2 separate regions of the Homo sapiens genome follow, and region 2 is linked to region 1. Evidence: chromatin loops called from intact Hi-C (ENCODE). Cell type or tissue: chondrocyte. All regions are shown on one strand. Links, peaks and the distances in the headings refer to the core of each region. The heading gives the core; the rest is flanking DNA. Region 1 overlaps CAMK2B (calcium/calmodulin dependent protein kinase II beta). Region 2 has its middle 22 kb from the start of RAMP3.

What was found. Hi-C counts contacts between places; a loop is a spot of excess contacts. Peaks named below come from ENCODE experiments on the same cell type or tissue, not always from the same donor. Only the 100,000 strongest peaks of a DNase experiment are listed, where the experiment ranks them.
Region 2: a loop joins it to region 1, with 8 times the contacts of the local background. A loop is called at or near these places in 6 of 110 quality-filtered maps.

Annotation. Positions count from the first base shown.
Region 1 is chr7:44,237,613-44,243,726 of GRCh38, forward strand. CAMK2B (calcium/calmodulin dependent protein kinase II beta) reads right to left here. Exons shown (of 24, transcript NM_001220.5): 7 at 5,813-5,915; 8 at 5,638-5,721; 9 at 4,948-5,042; 10 at 4,606-4,728; 11 at 4,088-4,171; 12 at 3,095-3,137; 13 at 1,977-2,051. Among named protein-coding and RNA genes, the nearest start is that of YKT6, 40 kb to the left of the region's middle. RefSeq lists enhancers at 3,265-3,464, 3,625-3,694, 3,715-3,814. In chondrocyte, for the core only: CTCF peaks have their summits at 3,541 (motif pointing right) and 3,751; no DNase peak of the experiment used is centred there.
Region 2 is chr7:45,132,917-45,139,030 of GRCh38, forward strand. No RefSeq gene overlaps it. Among named protein-coding and RNA genes, the nearest start is that of RAMP3, 22 kb to the right of the region's middle. RefSeq lists an enhancer at 905-1,405. In chondrocyte, for the core only: CTCF peaks have their summits at 3,408 (motif pointing left) and 3,634; no DNase peak of the experiment used is centred there.

The DNA of each region.
Region 1 (6,114 bases), core at 715-5,714:
CACATCTCTGCCTGGGACTAACTCCAGATTCACCGTGGCCAGAGTCCTGTCGATGCCCATCTACACTAGCATTCAAGGGCACGGGAACTTCCTTTCTGTGTCTCAAGTTCAAAGCATGCGTTAGGTGCCGCAGGAGCCCAGGGTAGGCGGAGCAGTCACAGGCATCTCAGACACCTGGGTTGGGGGTTCTGCAGGCCTCTGTGGGACAAGGAGAGACCCTCTGCCCTCCATCCTGGGAAGGCACTGCCCATTCCCGGGTCTCCAGGCCGGGGCAACTGCTGCCACCCTGCAGCTGGCCGGACACTGGGTCTCCTATGCCCTTACACCTGATCAATGCAGGAGAGACCACAGAGGCCAAACTGAAGCACACTCGACAGACGGGGTCTCTCTGCGGGCCGAGGGGGCTATGCCACATGGGCTGGTACCAGACTCTGACTGGATGGTACTAGACTCAGCTGCCATTGGCAGAGAACTGAGCTCCATGCTCACTGCCGTGTGATATGGCTGAGCTGGGCTGACCTAGCAGGATGGGTGGTCCTCTCAGCCCTGCCTCTGCCTTGTCCCCTTAGCTGGTCACCCAGGACAGCCATGCTGGGCTCTGTCCACATGCACTGACCACCCTCCAGGACAGAGCTGCTCTCGGCGCCCAGGGTGGAGCCACACATGCAGGGCCTCATGCACCGTCGCCCCACGTTCACTTGCAGACAGGCGGGCATTGCAGCGGGAGCCCCGGGCACAGGGCAGCGTAGAGGCAGCTGTCTCTCAGCACTGTCCCCTGGGCAGCAGTGCCTCCCCAGAAGCCACTAGCCTCACTCTTTTCTAATCACAGCCCCCTCCCGCCTGCGCTCTGGAAAGGCCTGTCAAATGGAGAAGACGTGGGAGGGCTCTCCCGGGGTGCTGCCTGCTAGACACGTCCACTGGGCTCATGGGAGGAGAATAGACTGCCCTCCCCGAGGACGCCCTGGGCCTCCCCAGAAGGAGGGTTCTCTGGCTGGGAAGGCCAGGCTGCTCACCCTGTGGGTCATGAGGAGGCCTGGGGAAGGCAGTCTCCAGCACCCTGGAACCTCTGCCGGGTCCCCAGCCCACGTTGGAGGCACCGACAGGGAACTCAGCAGCTCAGCCCAGGGAGGATCTGGGGTCACCCCTGTAGCCCTCTGTGTTCTGTGGCCAGGCGTTGTCAGCTTGGCCTGCCCTAAGCTCTCACCAGCCTTCAGCTCAGGCTGGAGCTGCAAGGAGGTCTTGGGGTCGCCTAGCCCTCATGGGGTCTGCCCATGGTCACAAGCCAGCAGGTGGGCAGAAGCCAACTTGGGCCTCTGGCTCTGGCCCCGCACAGCCCAGAGGAGCAGGTGGCCAGTGCCGGCCTTTTCCCTCACAGGGTTTGAGGCCAGGGGAGGAGGACTTTGCAGAAACAACCCAAGAGGAAGCCTTGAAAGTCTCCTCAGGGTGCATAAAACCCTCACCCACTCCAGAGCGGCTTGTCCTGGGGGGATGCTCAGGGCAGACATGCATGTGTAGGACTCAGCAGCACAGACCACCGTCTCCATGCGGCCCCAGAGGGGCAGGGTGTGTGTCTGCCCCAAGGGCCTCTGCCTCTCTGGCTCTGCTCCTCAAGGCTCTCCTTTCAGGATTCAGACCCCCCAGCAGCAGGCCCAGTGGCTCCCTGTGGGCCCAGGCCATTCTTAATGGGGGTCTCCGGACCCCCAGACCTCGGGGGCCAGGACCAGAAGGGCTTGGTGTAGCCCAGGGGCCACCTAGCCCAGCCCCTCCTCTTACAGGCGAGGAGCCTTGGGGGCTGCCTCCCTGCCCTTGTGGTGGGCTCTGCTGGGATGTGACCACACGGGAGCAGGGGCTCCCGGGGGCCTGGCGGCCTCTGGGGCGGCTCTGGAGCCCGGCCAGCGGCTGCGTGCAGCAGGGGGCTGCATGCTGGCAGGAGGGACGGGCGGGAGCGGGCGGGACGCTGGTCGAGACACATCTACCTTGTTCCACCAGCCCCATGGTGGTGCCGGAGGCCGCGGTGGACATTGTGGCCGGAGCGGTGGTCTGTCTGCCCACTGTTAGCACCGGGTTAGAGACGAGGGGAAGGGAGGGGTGGGCGGACACAGACGAGGGGTGGGCGAGGTAAGGGAAGAAAAGAGACAAAGGAAGCAGAAGAAGATTAGAGTTAAAGTTTAGGTGACAGATGGTTCCAGAATCCTTTGCTCAAGAGAGTGAAAACAAGATTGGACTGATTGACACGGAAAAGCATTTGCCTCCTTTCTCCTTAGAAAACCCCAGTGGGGGCTTCTCATGCCCAAAGGGTGTGGTGAGCACACAGCAGACAGGACAGTCCTATTAGTGTTGGTGTGACCGTGTGCACGCGTTCCCGGCATTACAGCATCACAGCAAAAGTAACAGGATGGCGGGTGGGGGGCACCAGATGCAAACGGACAACGAGAGAGACGGATCACAGACGCTCGCACACGGAGTGTCGGACGACGGAGAAGCCACAGGTACAGCTTGTCCAGACCTGGGCTGCCGGCTCCACTCCGGGGCTAACATCATGCCCGATGGGTCTGCCAGCGCCCTGGGCCTCAGGGGTCTATAACAGACCCCACCCCCCTGCCAAGAGAACTTGCTTCCCAACCACCCACCCTGAGCAGCCGGGACAGGAGGCTGCAGCTCATCCAGAACTTGGAAGGAGGCCCCCGAGCCTCCCGCATCACCCCGCATCCCTTCTGCCCACCTCCCGCACAAAACACAATGTTCAGAGCACTCAAAATGACAAGGAGGCCACATAGATGCCCGACAAACGCCTGGACAGACACACACGATGCTGTGAGCCCCAGTGGGGCAGCACAGACGCTCGTGTTCAGGGGGTGGAGGGACACAGACCCAGCACGAAGGTGATGGCCTCGGGGGGCTGGACCCTGTGGTATCACCCAAGGTGGGAGCCCAGCGGGGCCAGGTGGGCAGTGGGTCTCAGAGCTGAGGGCAGACGCCGAGGGCAGGCCTGCCGCAGAGGAGGAGTGGAGAGGCTGGTGAGGAAGGAGGCGCTCTCCTGCGTGGGCCAGCAGGGAGGGGGCAGCGCCTGTCTCCCTGGAGAAGAAAGGCTCACCTGAGAAATTCCGTGTGGCCAGCATGGTGGTGAGGATGGCTCCCTGGGGAGAGACACAGATAAAACCGGGGCTATCCCATCAGTGTTCCCTGCTGGCTTCTGGCCAGGATAAGACCCCTGTCCTCCTGCCCAGATGCTCAGCCTCATTGTCATGAGGCTGACATGACCTCAGCCTTCCAGAGAGGCAAGAGCTCCAGGAAGCCAGCAGCCGCACTGAGACAGATCACCTATTTCCAGAACTACACACACCCTGGGCCTAAACCTGTTGACCAACTACAGCTTCTAGCTGCTTCAAGACCCCTCAAGCCTCAGGGGTCACCAGAACAGCTGGTCACCACGGCAGCTCCTCTGGGGTCCAGCTCCCTGACAGCCCCTTCTTTTCCTGACAGGCTCAGACAGGGCAACAGTCCTGGGGCTTCCGGGGAGAACTGCTCAGAGACCAGCAGAGGGCAGTCAGGCAACAAGTCCCCATCCCGGAACCCACAAGTAGAGGGACTGCCAGTGTGCGGTCACCGGAGCCAGCCCTGACCAAAGCAGGCAGGTTGGATACCCTACTGGGACCCACCTCCCTCCCAGAACTCCCCCAGCCCACCCAAGACCAGTGTGTGTGGCTCTGCTCTCCTTACCAAACCTGTCTGAGCCGGAAGCTTCGGACTTGCTTGTACTAAACAGTGTGACTGCCAGAGGGTGAGTGCTGCCTGCAGAGCCCGGGTGAGGAGCCCACAGCGAGCGCTTCAGGACAGCTCCTCCAAGGGCTGCTAGGAGGTGGCACAGACAACTAGGAGGAGCCACACCTGGCCCAGGGCCCCTCTGGACTCATTCCCAAGCTGGCCTGAGTTCACCTGATGCATCCAGTCTGGGACTTGCTAACAGTCAGTCTTGGGGGCAGCAGTAACCCCTAGGTCTGCCCAGACCCCCCAAGGCCCCCCTGCTCCAGCCCAGAGGGACACAGAGAAGCATGGCCGTGCCTGGGACTAGGGGCCAGGGCCTCACCTTGAGCTTTCTCCTGGCATTGAACTTTTTCAGACACTCCACAGTCTCCTGTCTGTGCATCATGGATGCTACCGTGGAGCGTTGCTGTGGGGAAATGGGTGGTCATATGGCAGCCGAGCCCGAGGCACAGGGGAGAGGCCAGGGTGGCAAGGCTTGTGGCACCCTGGGGTCCCCACTTGCCAAGAGCCACCGGCCACCATTGCGGCAAGGGTTGTCTGTCCCCACCCGCCTGGGACTTCAAGACTCGTCTCTCCCTTGCCTCGTCCACTCTGCCCCTCACAGACAGGACTGCAGTTGGGAGGAAGGGATCACCTCTACCCTCTAATGCCTTCCAAGCCCCAGGCCTCACAAACGTGCTGGTATGTCCCAAGCCAGAGGCCACAAGGAGCACCCAGGGGACCCAAGGGAGCTCTTGGATGTCAGGAACAGGACCCTCTTGGGGTCCTTGCCAGGGGAGTGGTCTGAGGCCATCTCCACCAGGAGCCCCCTCCCCACCATGGGCACCAAGGGCGACTCACGCAGACCCACGGGTGCTTCAGGGCCTCATGGGCTGTGATGCGCTTGGCAGGGTTGATGGTCAGCATCTGGTTGATGAGGTTTTTGGCTTCAGGAGTGACGGTGTCCCACTCAGGGGACGGGAACTGCAGAAGGAAACAGCGCCCCGGCCGGGCCTGAAGCTCCCTCTCAGGCAGGGGCAAGAATTCTCCAAGGGGCTTCATCTCCAGCCACGAATCTGGGAGAGCAGGACCCAGGACCTGGCCACAGGTGGCTTCACCCCACTCCTAGCCTCTTCCCACGCTGCCCTCACCCGGCCACACCTGGAGGAAGGGAGCTCATCAGAGAGGGGCTGGTGCACTCACGTCATAGGCACCAGCCTTGATCTGCTGGTACAGCTTGTGCTGGTCCTCGTCCCAGAAGGGTGGGTAGCCCACGAGCAGGATGTACAGGATCACCCCTGCGGATGGGGCCTGTGAGCACCGCAGCCACTTGCAGGGTGCCACCGTCCATGAAGCCCATGCCCTGCACCCTCACTGCCTAGCTCCTGTGGCCCTGGGAGGGCATTGGGGTCCTCAGCATTCCTTTGCCCCCACCTGTGCAGCAGACACTGGGGTAGAAGGGCACAGCCGGCCCCCTGACCTCTGCCCCACACCCACACTATCACAGGGATGAGGGTGATGTCAAGCCCCTCTGCTGCTCCCCACCTCTGTGGGAGGAGACCCCTACCCAAGGAGGTGGCCCTGCCCATGGCCCAACAGCCCCTGACCTCTCTTCTCCACTCCCATCCACCCACCACACTTCTGGACCAGACCTCTGCTGAGCGCAGGCGAGCACTGGGGTGCGCCAGGTTCATGTGAGCAATTCTAATCTGGGTGGAAAGGGGGCTCTTGGCTGTGTGGGCAGACCCCTGCCAGGGCAGCTCAAGGGCAGGTCTGACACAGATAAACCCAGATGAGAGCAAGACGTGCTGGCCACTGCACACTCCAGGATGTAGGTGGGAAGTCCTGAAACACCCGAGGCCCTGCCCCGCACCAACTCAGGCCAGGCCTCACCACATGCCCAGATGTCCACAGGCTTGCCATACGCCTCTTTGCGAAGGACCTCAGGGGACAGGTAGCCTGGTGTGCCAGCGAAACCTAGAGAGAGGGGAAGAGGCCACAAGGGGCTGTCAGCATCACCTCCTGCCCTGCCAACTGCCAGCCAACACACCCTGCCCCTGGCACTCACCAAACCATGCCTGCTGGTCCCCCTGCACCTCGATAGCTAGGCCGAAGTCTGCCAGCTTCACTGCAGCCCCTTTGCACTTGCTGGCCAGAAGCAGGTTCTCCGGCTGCAGGGAGGTGACCGGCACAAGGGTGCATGTTGTTTAAACCCAGAGGTGTTATGTGGGGTTGGGTGGGGGGTTACAAAACAGAGAAAACAGTGGTTTGCAAGAGACAGGTGCACAGGTCTGAGCCCTGCCCCATGGTGTCTGCAGGGCATGGCTGAGCCTTCACCCCAGAGTCCCAGACGCTGAGCCTGCAACCCCA
Region 2 (6,114 bases), core at 817-5,816, 900 kb after region 1:
CTCCTTCCTCATTTGTAAAATGGGGTAATAATGAGACCTATTCCAACTACCAGAGGGAGCTGGGGCCCGGGGGGCCAGGAGGGAACACATGTTCTGTGTGGCTGGTGGGGGGCAGTGGGGAGGAGTGAGAGGTGTTGGCAGGACAAGGAGTTCGGGTTAGGTGCACAGCTGCCCTTAGAGCCCTCAGGGCCAAATGGAGAAGCCAGAGGGTTCCAGGAATGCCATTCCTCCAGGCTCACCAGCCCCAGAGGCAAGGAATGTAGGGTTCTTCTTGCGCCCAGGGGAAGGTTGTTGGCCCCTGGCTTGCCTGGCTCCAGCCTATCATCTTCTAAGATGCACAGGCTCTTTCACTCCCCAGCAGCTCCTGTGTGCCCAGGATTGATGGGGAAATGAGGCCCCGGGTTGTGGTCATCTGGAGCACACTGTCCCCACTCCTGGTCCTATGGGGTCAGCTGGGTCAGGATTTTCTCCAAAACTCTGAGTAAAGACAGGGATGGAGGAGGCCATGCTATTCCACAGGTGTGTCCTGGTCTTGTGGTGACTGCCACAGGCCCTGGGTACATGACCTGCCTTCAGCCCTTGCAATCAGGGTCACGGCCTCTGATCACGTGAAGGTCTCATGCTTGTCATCAGGGTCACAACCCTGGTGCAGGTCCTCAGCCCTTGTCATCAGAGTCAGGACTCCTGGGTGAATGTCCTGTCCTTGTCATTGGGGTCATGACCCTTCGGTGAAGGTCTCACTCTCATTATAGGGGTCCCGACCCTGGGTGCAGGTCCTGCCCTCAGCCCTCTGCCCTCATCATGGTCTGTCTGCTCTGACACCCTTCCTACATCTCCTGTCTCACCAAGTCATGTCCCTGCATACAGTTGCTACACCTCCTGCCTCTAGCTCCTGCTTAGAAAGTTCTCTCCTCCCATCTTTCAAAGCTCTACTGCCACCTCCTACTCCAGGGCTGCAAGGCTGTGAGGCTGCAGTGGGCCCTCTGCCCCTTCTCTTGTACCTAGCAGAACCGTGGGCCTCATGGGCCTGTGGTCATTGGCAGGTGGGTTGGATGTCCCACTGGCTCTGTTTCTGCCCTGGACCACAGCAGGTAGAGCAGGGCTGCAGAGGATGCTGGGCGCAGCCCTGGTGGCTAAGGCCTCATGGTGTCATCTCTGTCCAGCTTGTTCACTTGTGGTCCATTTGCTAACACTTGTGTGTGGCCAGGGGCACAGGCACATGAAATGCAGACCCCAGGTGCATACCCACAGAGGCTCCTCCCCAGCTGCGAGGCTTCTGACAGGGAGTCGCCCCCGAGCTTTCAGAAGAGTCCAGCGCTACACAAGGACGCAAGGAGCATGGATGGTCCTAGGCTGAGATATCATGCAGCCTGGCAGGTGCAGAGAAACAGGGTCTTTTTGGGGAGTCATTTTCTCCAACACTGAGGTGGGAGAGGGCTGGGGAGGCTGGCAGGGCTGGACCATGGAGAGCCATGGGGGCCAGGCCAGGGGTCAGGGTGGCAAGGCAGGATCAGACACGTTTTAGAAAGGCCCTTTGCCAGTTGACAGGGAGGTGGGAGGAGAGGAGAAGGGGAGCCTGGACAAAGGTAGGCACTGGGCCTGGGAGGAAGGTATGTGGGACCGGGGCCTGGGTCTCCTGGGCTGAGAAGGGAAAGTCCAGCAGGGGTGGGGTTGTAGAAGGGAGGGCAGCAGGCCTGGCCTCTACATCTCCATAAACTCTTGATTTCCAGCTGATGCCCCTACTCTGCAGAAACACTGACCCTGGGGAGATTCTGAGGCTCAGGTCAATGCCTTGGGTAGAGAATGAGGAGGTAATGAGCCCTGAATGGAGTGGCTTTTCACTGTTCCAGCCAAGGGGCCCCCTTCTTTACAGCTGGGGGCCTTGAAGCTCAGCTTGGTCAGGGACTTGCCAGTATCACACTGGGATTGGGGAGTGGCCCTGGGACTACCCTTGGCCTCTGGAGCCCCAGGGCCAGGCTGGGAGTCAGAGCACCACCCTGCTCTGTCTTCTTAGAAAAGTGGCCCAGACTGCTGTCCCACACTACTCATGTCGTACAGGGTCAGAGACCCACAGTGGGCCTAAGGCCCTACTGAGGCCTGGTTCTGAGATGAGGTTTCTGGGAGAAGCCCCCTTGGCCGTCCTTTCTCTAGCGGTGGCAGAGCTGGGTGCTCTAGCCTACTAGAAAGATTTCAGTGGCTCCCGCCATGCTCTGCAGACATGGCGGTCCTTCAGCCTACTTACCCCCATGACATTTTGCAATTTTATTTTCTTTGCTAACATTAGAGGACCATTAAAAGCTAGCTTTCTGGTGTGGGAATACAGAAAGACCACCCACATGAGAACAGGCAAAATCTCTTCATCTAGAGCTGCTCTAGCAAGGGGGCTGGCCGCCATCACTGCATTTGGCCAAGACTCACAGGCAGGCAGAGGGAAAGGGAGGGAAAGCTTCACAGTGGAAAAGGGAGGCTCAGGTGAGCCCTGATGGAGGCAGCCAGCCCGGGGAAGCTGGGGCAGCTCACTAGAAAGGGGGCTGCCTATGTGATTGGTTAGAAGAGCATATTTGTTTTGTTTCTGGCTGGTCCTAAGTTGGAAGCAGGGACAAAAATTAGGGAAGCTGCCAGTTATTAATCAAGTTCTGGCCATTTGGGGCCGATTGTTAGAGGGGTTATTGTTTGGCCTTCCAGGATCGTTGCTAGAGAGAGTGGTCTGACTTCCTATGCATTTGGCTGCATAGGAATAGCAGGCTGGCATCCCGGCTGGTTGCTGCAGACTATGGGACAAGTTCTACTCATATGTATGGCCTGGCTATTGTCCTATTTGATATTCAGTCTCTCCCTGGTTTCTCCTGAGGAATCAGAAGAAAGACCTTTGGCAGCTAGGCAATCCAGATCAACTTCCCCTCTGAGGATGACTCAAGAAGCTGAACAATAATAGCCCCCAAAAGTCTTACTGAAAGCATCAAAAAGCTAGCAAGATCTGGAAGAAGACAAGAACCCAGCGGGGTGAGCCTAGACGTTCCAAGCTGCTTTTGCTCTGGAGGCATTTCCAGTTCCAGGGAATTAGCCTGAAGATGAGCTTTGTTTCTGGCCCTGTCCTTGGACTGGAGGTCTAGACGCCAAAGCCCAGTAAGATGTAAGAGGACAACATTTCACCTGATTTTTAATGCAGCTCTGCCAGTTTTCTTTTGGCAATGTCTATTGGTGATACTAATCTTGACCAATTTTTGCCGAGCGTCTCCACTGCTCAGAAAGAGACTAGCAGCCCTGACATCCGGGGGCCATGCCTTAGGGTGCTCCTGCTGAACACAAACAATTACCCAAAACATCGACCTCAGAGAAAGAAGCCTGCTCCATAATCAAGTGTAACTCAGGAGAACATCAACTAACCACAAAATGGCCCAACAGCTCCCTCTCCTGGGTCATGTGAGCAATTGCTGCTTCTTTACCAACTATAACTTTAGCTGAAGATATTTCATCACAGAATTAATTACTCCTGCTGCCTGACAGCCTCCCACCCAGAAAAAAACCCTGTTTTCTTAAACCCTCCCCCAAAATCAAGGCCCAATCTCATGAGGCCTTTATAACACCCTCTCCCCAAGTCGCCTTATGGTTCTCCAAAGCCTGTGTTCTCCCTTGTTACTGCAGCAAGAAATAAACCCAACTTGTTCAACCTGGTGGCCTTCGCCTGGAAGTCTTAACACTGAAAAGTGACTCTGTGTATCTCTCCATTTGTAGTTAATAAATATCTTGGGGGTTGAATTTGAGATTATACTAATAACTTGTTCTTTTCAAACTTGTGCCCGCTAATTTTAACATTCGTTGGTGGATCTTGTCTGTACCACTTATTACTGTGGTGTTTGCCTGATGGTAGTTTGTCTTCGTTCTTCTACACTTATTAACTGGAATTATTCTGTAAGGAAAGGCTGCCCTTTGCCCCATCATTTATTAGATTACTTAGCACTTTGTTCCAGCTTTGGCCATTGGGAGTGCCTTGAGATTGGCTCCCATGTTCTTTTGACAACTGTTCTTTTTTTTGGGCACTTTCTCACTTTCTGGCATGAGAAGATGCTCCAAACTCATCTTGTAGCTTCCCTGCTTCAACCTGGGAATGAGCCATTTTTCTAAGGATCATGGTGCCTTTTTACTGGAGAATGGTGCTTAGAAGCTGAGATCCTAGCAGAGCTGTCCATGCTCCTGGGTTGTCCCTTGTTGAGGCTCTCTCATCAGCAGACAGGCTAGGAAATATACGCATGTCTGCTAACCCACGCGTGGACATGCATGTGTATTTCTGTGTCTATCTGTTTGTATGCAGATTAAAGTCCTGAGTTTATACTGATACCTCTGGTTCCAAACCAACACAATGGGGCTCGCTTTAGCCTTTCCTCACTTGTAACTTCTTTTTCCAACAGTGAGAAACCCAGCTGTCATTATTATGATATTCTTACTAATTTTTTCAGTTCTAGTCCATGCCTCAAGTAGTTTCAGAATTGCTTGCCACACCCTTGGAGGAAATACATTCACTGGCTACATTACAGCATTTCTTTTTTTTTTTTTTTTGAGACATAGTCTCACTCTGTCTCCCAGGCTGGAGTGCAGTGGCACGATCTCGGCTCACTGCAACCTCCGCCTCCTGGGTTCAAGTGATTCTCCTGCCTCAGCCTTCTGAGTAGCTGGGATTACAGGCACGTGCCACCATGCACAGCTAATTTTTATATTTTTAGTAGAGACAGGGTTTCACCATGTTGGTCAGGCTCGTCTTGAACTCCTGACCTCAGGTGATCCACCCTCGTCAGCCTCCCAAAGTGCTGGGATTACAGGCGTGAGCCACCGTGCCTGGCCCATCGCAGGATTTCTGTGCGGTTCTTTTTGCCTTTAGCCATACAGGATCCAGTCCCGGTACTGTTTTCCACAATGACTTAGGTGAGCTCTTTTCCTCCCTGCTCCCTTCAATGCAGCTGTGCTGTTCATTTGCAGTGCTGTGAAGCTCAAGTGCTACTGTCTGCATTCCATTTTGGGTTTTGCTTGTTTTTTGAGTGTGTGAACTCTACTTTAACTCTAAGAGTCACACAAAAGGCTAGAGACGCAGAGTGTACCCCTCCCCATCCTATCACTTTGTTCTCATCCCCCTGGGTACCCTTTTTCCACCCTTCTCTTAGGTGACCAATCTCTTTAGCTCCTCATTTATCCTTTTCTATATTTCTTTGGCACAAATGAGCATGTACATGTCTATTTTCTTCTCTCTTTTTGAGACAGAGTTTTGCTCTTGTCACCCAGGCTGGAGTGCAATGGCACTATCTCGGCTCACTGCAATCTCCACCTCCTGTGTTCAATGATTCTCCTGCCTCAGCCTCTCAAGTAGCTGGGACTACAGGCATGCGCCACCATGCCCAGCTAATTTTTGTATCTTTAGTAGATGCGGGGTTTCACCCGTGTTGGCCAGGCTGGTCTGGAACTCCTGACCTCAGGTGATCCGCCCGCCTCGGCCTCCCAAAATGCTGGGATTACAGGCATGAGCCACCACACTGGCCCATAATCCACAAGTTTAATATGTGGTAGTTTCATTATTTTTCAGTTCAAATATTTTATCATTTCCATTTTTATTTCTTCTTTTGCTCATGGTTTATTAGAAGCATATTTCTTTAGCTGTTAAAAAGGAGGAAGAGGCGACAGAGCGAGACTCCGTCTCAACAAAAAAAAAAAAAAAAAAAAAAAAAAAGGAGGAAGAGCTCCACAATTGAGGTGAGGGTATTTCTAAGACATACTTTAAGTGAAAAAGGCAAAACACAAACAAGTATCCATAAAATGTTATCCTTCAGGTAGGAAAGAAGGGGATGTAAGAAAATAGACATGTCAACTGGGCGTGGAGGAGGAGCATTTCTTCCTTTGCTCTTTCCAGCGGCCATATGAGCAGTGTCATCTACGTTCTGCAGATAAGGAAATGGACTGAGAATTCATTTGCTCTTTCCAGCAGCCCTATGAACAGAGTCATCTATGTTCTGCAGATAAGGAAATGGACTGAGAACTTAGACAGGGAGTGTGTCTTCTTTCTCTCTGCACCCCGATGCCTGAAAATGTCGACTGGAAGACACCTAGGCCTGCAAGGCTGTGAGGGAA